Linked DNA regions of Homo sapiens: region 1 is linked to region 2. The links are chromatin loops, found by intact Hi-C in ENCODE. Cell type or tissue: CD4-positive, alpha-beta T cell. All regions are shown on one strand. Links, peaks and the distances in the headings refer to the core of each region. The heading gives the core; the rest is flanking DNA.

Region 1 (2,906 bases), core at 254-2,753, 100 kb before region 2:
ATGGACGGGGCAGCCCAGGAGGGCAGAGGGTGACCCACGTCCAGGCCCAGTCACCCACTGTGGAGACGGGTCCCCATGTGAAGTGGCAAGGGGCTGGTGACATCCAAGGCCCCTCCCACCTGAGTTCTGACTGGGGGCCATATCCCAGGCCCAATAGCCCTGGGATGAGGGTGTGTGGCAGGAAGCCCCCAGCGAGGCTGAACCCTGGGGGCAGTTCCAGAAGCCACCTGCCATGCCCAGGCAGCTTCCCCACACCAGGCGGCACACAACCCTTCCTCTGGGATCAGCAGACTATAGGCATGTCATCAGTGTCAGACCACAGGGGCCACACAGAGACCCTGAGGACTCCAGAGACCCAGGCAGGTGGGGCCCAGCCCAGAAAGGCCTGCATGGGCTCACTGGAGACACTGACCACGTCTGTTTTCCTTTCAGCAAAACCCGAGAAAGGGTCCTCAGGACCCAGGTCTGTGCTGGCATCACATGGCGGGAAGACCCTCTGCAAGGGGGACAGGAAGGCCCTTCCCGGCCCACCAGCCCGGTTCCAGCGGCCCATTTGGTCCGCTTCTCCACCTCGTCCTACACCCTGTCCTGGTGGGGCTGTCCATGAGGCCAAGGCCCAGGAACATGTGGGGGCTTCTGGGGAGCCCAGGGCAGCAGACCACTCTCTGGGGGCACCTGGGACTCAGGGCATGCCCAGCCTGGCCCCGGCTCAGGGAGGACCTCGGCGTTCCTGGAGATTCCTGCAGTGGAACTCTATGCTCCAGCTCCCGACGGACCTGGATGTGGGGGGCCCTTGGTTCCCCCATGACGATTTCAAACAGAGCTGCTGGGTCCATGTCCCTTCTAAATGTGTCCTGGACAGCCCCGGGACCATGGGACAGGCCTAGCCCAGGGAGCCCAAGGGGACCCTGACACCGGGCCCAGCCCAGGCCCATCAGGACTAAGAGGGAGGTCGGGAGATAACCCCGCTGCAACATGGGCACCTGCATCTGGTCACCGAAGCCAGGGTGGCACCCCGCCAGCTGCCCTGCAGCCCCAGACACCTGGAAAATCCCATTCAATGGGGAGGCCGGTCCCACCAAGGCCACGAGAGACAGAGAGGTGAGCATGGCAGCCCCGGCCAGCCAGCAGCATGCCCTGGGGCCTCTGTCCCAATCTGCGGGCCTGTGTCCCCCTCCCAGTGCATAATTCCCAGGCAAGAGGGGCCTGGTCTAGACCCCAGCCCTGGGAAGAGAGGGGCACCAGGGGTGTGGTGGGCTCCCAGTTGCAGTCAGTATGACCATGCAGGGGACCCTGGCGCTGCAGAGCTCTGCCACTGTCACAATTCACCTCACAGAAGCCGGGTGAGTCCCGAAGCCTTGCAGCCACTGCTGTAGCCCTTGCAGACACCACGACCAGGTGCCTTCCAGCTGCCAGTGCAGGTTTTCCTGACAGGAGGGCACCCTGCAGCCCTGGCCTCAGCAGCTCAGACTCTGAAGGTATCTGTTATTCATGTTTCCAGTACTCCCACCAAAGAGAATTACTATGGAGGATGATGTTGGTCCTGAGTTGAGCAAAACAGCATGCCCTGTGGATGGAGCCGGCTTCTTTCCAAGCCACCACACTTGCTGGATGGGCCCACGGAGCGAGTGGCCTTGAGACCGGCATGAGGATGGAAGAGGCTCAGCATCCTGCACATGCCCTTTCCAAGGCTCACCAGGCTGACACCACATTTGTGGATGAGAGACTCACACCCAGTCCCTGGGATGGCACAATTTCCCAGGAGGATCAGCTGGCCACCTGCTGGCAGGCTGACCACACTGCGAAGGGGCTGAGATTGGCTTTCACTGCACTGAGCCACAATATGGACATGGACTTGTGGGCCCTGCAGTGCACACAGCATTGCCTCCGAGCAGGACACCCCATTCACAGCTAGGGACAAGCAGCAGTGCGCTTCCACCTCGGGGCCTTGGCTCTGCCACCTCTATTTTGAATGTTCTCAGTTCCCTCCAGGCTACTAGAAGCATCTGGGCCAGGGCTCATGGCTAGATAAGCACCCGAGATCCCAAACAAGCTTCCCATCCTCGTTTTACTTTTTGTTAAACTTATGAAAATTTATTAAGATATGACTTACATCCCTGGTAAGTGCACAGCTCAAAAGACATTCAGAGATGGAACACACCAGCCCCCAGATCACAAAGCCAACCATGCCCAGCCCTTCCCAGCACCCCCAGCCCTGAAACCTGACTTCTGACGACACCATGAGCCTGCCTTTATACTTTACACTCATGGAAGGATAACCATCTTCATGTTGTAAAATAAATGTTTACTGTTGAAATGATTTTACACGTACACCTTCCATCCAGCTGCCCTTAATAAGGACATTTTGCAGTACCATGGCACATAAGAAATTTAGGCCAGGTGTGGTGGCTCATGCCTGTAATCCCAGCAATTTGAGAGGTCGAGGCAGGAGGTTCAGGTTCACTTGAGCCCAGGAGTTTGAGACCAGCCTGGGAAACATAGGTAGACTCTTTCTCTAGAGAAAAGTAAAAGAAATTGCCAGGCGTGGTGGCGTGTGTGTGTAGTCCCACCTAGTCAGGAGGCTGAGGTGGGAAGACTGCTTTAGCAATTGAGTTCCAGGAAGCAGTGAGCTATGATCACAGCACTGCACTCCAGCCTAAGTGACAGAGTGAGACTTTGTCTCTTAAAAAAACAAAATAAGAAATTTAACATGGGTGCAATCCTATTAACTAAATGATAATGTGAACTATTATCTAAGGTTATTAATGCAGTAATTATATGAATAGGGTGAAATTTATTCAGACTTCACCCGTTTTCGCCTAGCTTCTCATACCTGTCCAGGGATCCCACCTCTGACTCACCCTCTGCCTTTAGGTCATGTCTCCTTAGCTTCCTCCAGGTTGTCC
Region 2 (2,906 bases), core at 309-2,808:
AGATCAGCCCATTCACAGATGACATTTCTGCTGTGTTTTCTTTCAGTTGTGTTTTCCAGGCAAAGACTTTGTGTGCGAGGTTTTGCTTACGTAGTTCTTGCCATCCATCATGTAGATTTTTTTGTCCTGCCTGTCGCTTAGTAAAATAACACAAAAAACTTCCTATGTTTTTGTAAACCTGCTCAGTGGCTCTGTCATAGTTTAGTAAGTGGTTTTACCATCACCTCCTTAGCTGTGCTTCCATTGTTGGGGCTTTGGGTTGTTTGCACTGTGTCCCTCTTGTAAACAATGTCGGGATGGACAAGTTTGTGCTGGGCGTTTCCTTGTCCCTTTGGCTGGTTACCTCAGGCAGACTGGCCCATACCAGCCCTTCCCCGCTTCATTCTCCTCCCTTGGGGCCAGTGCCCTATTCGCCTCTCGGTTTGTGTTTCTCAGTCTCCATGTGTAGCAATATGTTGAGAAACAGCTTCCTTTTTCAGGAAGAAAGCTCAAGATGTTGAACCTCGAGGAGGCTGTGCACAAAGGTGCAGAGTCCTGCCTGCTGGGTCATGGCCTTGGCACTGCAGGGCGGCCCCCTTCTGCCTCACAGGCCCAGGGTTACAGAAGGTGCAGGTGACGGGGAGGCCACGCCTTTGAAGGGGCTGCCTGGCAAACCTTTTCCCCTGACAGTAAGCTGAGGGGGTGGCCCTGGTCACATGTTGCAGGTCTCTGGAGGGGGTGTAGTGAATACCTGAGTCCATTTTCTGCCTGGTCCCACACTCGGATCCGTCATGGAAGATCTGGCCCCTGTGTTCTGTGGGCGAGTGCTTGGGGGAGAACCCCTCCTGTGGGGCTGCTGAGATGTGTGCTGTGCTGGAGGTGGCTTCAGCCCTGCTCCTCTGAGCAGCTGCTTGGGGCATGCTGTTGAGCTCCAGAGAGCACTTCAGCATATAGCCAGCAGCGCCCTGAGGAGCTGCAGTGACAAAGGCCACTGTGGCACTCAAGGCTCAGGTTTGGATGGTGGAGTAACATTGCCTAGGTTCACCTCCCACCCTGGACAGTTACTTTATCTCTCTTTCATCTCCACTTGGGGATAGTAATAACACCCACCTCCCCAGATGAAATGAGTTAGCATTTTATACACTTCTCAAAACAGTCCCTGTTTGTTAAATAAAAATAGGGAACCAGCGTTACCAGCTAGACCACTCGCTCACAGCAGGTTGAACCCAGGACTTCTGCCATCCAGTATGGGGGAAAGAGTGCTGGACAGAACCAGGAGACCGTCCTGGCACTGCCTTCTACTTTGTGTGAGTTTGACTAAGTCGTTGTCCCTCTCTGGGCCTCAGTTTCCTCATCAGTTTTTCATCTATTTCTGTGAGATGACCTTAGGCCCTTCTTGTCTTAGAACATCCAAGGATTTTGTAATTTAAAGGCATTTCAGACATCTGAAGATGGGTCTGGTCCTGCTAATAATCCTCACTGGTTGACGTGGTCCTTAGATGGGGCCAATTGCAAAGGTCAGAGGGCAGGAGATGCAGAGCCCTGTGGGGTTTGCCCGGTTTTTCTCAGTGCGGGTGAGCTATCCTCCACCTGGAGGGTTATGGTAGCTGGGTCACCTGGGAACAGGCCGTGGGAGAACTGGCCTCCTTGGGAATGTGTTGTCCTGCGCGGCAGAGCACTTTCAGGTACGGGCTGCTCTGTGAGGCCACCCTGTGCTCCAGCCCGCAGCACTTGAGACTGACTTGCCCTGAGGTTTGTGTGAGCGAAATCGGGTCTTATGCAACAGTGAGTGCGTGCATCTCCGCTTCGAGCTGTTACATCAGAAAGCTAAACACAGAGAGCCCTTGCAACTGGAGAACTAGCAGGAGGCCCTCGCTCTGGTTCTTTGTCAGCGGGTGGGACGGGGTAGGATGTGGCTTACAGGCAGCTGTGGAGGAGAGGACTGTGCTAGGAAAGAGGTTGGAGCTGGTGGACTCTCTCCCAGGCGCTGCTTTTCCAACAGGCTTTCTGGAAGGTTCTGGCCTCCTTCTGATCAGGTGGCAGAGCATCCCTGGGGCTCCTCACCAGTATTCGTGTGCTCTGGGTCAGTGATGTCTCCATCTGCATCACTGCTGGTGGAGCACAGTGGGAAAGGTCAGCCTTCAAACTGTGGAAGGTCAGACCCAGCGCCTCAAGCCTGGAGGGGCAGCGTGGGGCATCAGCCTCTTATGAGTTTAAGTTGGCTCTGACACATACCAGCTGGGTGACGTTGGGTTGGCTTCCTGACCCTCTGAGTCCTTTTTTATAAATGAGAACATTTGTACCAAGATGCCCAGCATTGGCCTGATGGACAGTAGGCACCCCAAAAGTCTCAGTCATTTAAGGAAGTAATGTAGCCCATGGTTAAGAGCATGGGCTGAGCAGCTGAACTTCCTGGGTTCAGTTTCTTGCTCTGCCACTTACTAGCCGCATGACATGGGACTGTTCCTCATCCTCAGTTTACGCCTCTGTACAATGGGGATAGTTGTGATAGGGCGTCTCTCACAGGTTTGTTGCAAGGATTAAGTGAGTTAATTCAGTTGTCCCTTGGTATCCATGGGGGAGTGGTCCCAGGAACCCCTGAGGATACCAAAATCCACAGATTCTCAAGCCCCCTTAGTACAGATGCAGATGCAACCATTCTTTTTTTTTTTTTTAAGATGGAGTATCACTCTGTCACCAGGCTGGAGTGCAGTGGCATAATCTTGGCTCACTGCAACCTCTGCCTCCCGGGTTCATGCAATTCTCCTGCCTCAGCCTCCCGAGTAGCTGGGACTACAGATGCACACCACCATGCCCAGCTAATTGTTGTATTTTTAGTAGAGACAGGGTTTCACCATGTTGGCCAGAATGGTCTCGATCTCTTGACCTTGTGGTCTGCCCGCCTCGGCCTCCCAAAGTGTTGGGAT

The links. Hi-C counts contacts between places; a loop is a spot of excess contacts. Peaks named below come from ENCODE experiments on the same cell type or tissue, not always from the same donor. Only the 100,000 strongest peaks of a DNase experiment are listed, where the experiment ranks them.
Region 1: a loop joins it to region 2, with 2.0 times the contacts of the local background. A loop is called at or near these places in 2 of 110 quality-filtered maps.

The regions. Positions count from the first base shown.
Region 1 is chr17:27,429,304-27,432,209 of GRCh38, forward strand. It overlaps the pseudogene TBC1D3P5. Among named protein-coding and RNA genes, the nearest start is that of KSR1, 26 kb to the right of the region's middle. In CD4-positive, alpha-beta T cell, for the core only: no CTCF peak of the experiment used is centred there; a DNase peak (open chromatin) is centred at 1,788.
Region 2 is chr17:27,530,749-27,533,654 of GRCh38, forward strand. The region is part of intron 1 of KSR1 (kinase suppressor of ras 1); the gene reads left to right. Among named protein-coding and RNA genes, the nearest start is that of KSR1, 76 kb to the left of the region's middle. RefSeq lists a silencer at 2,143-2,328. In CD4-positive, alpha-beta T cell, for the core only: no CTCF peak of the experiment used is centred there; DNase peaks (open chromatin) are centred at 453, 1,773 and 2,253.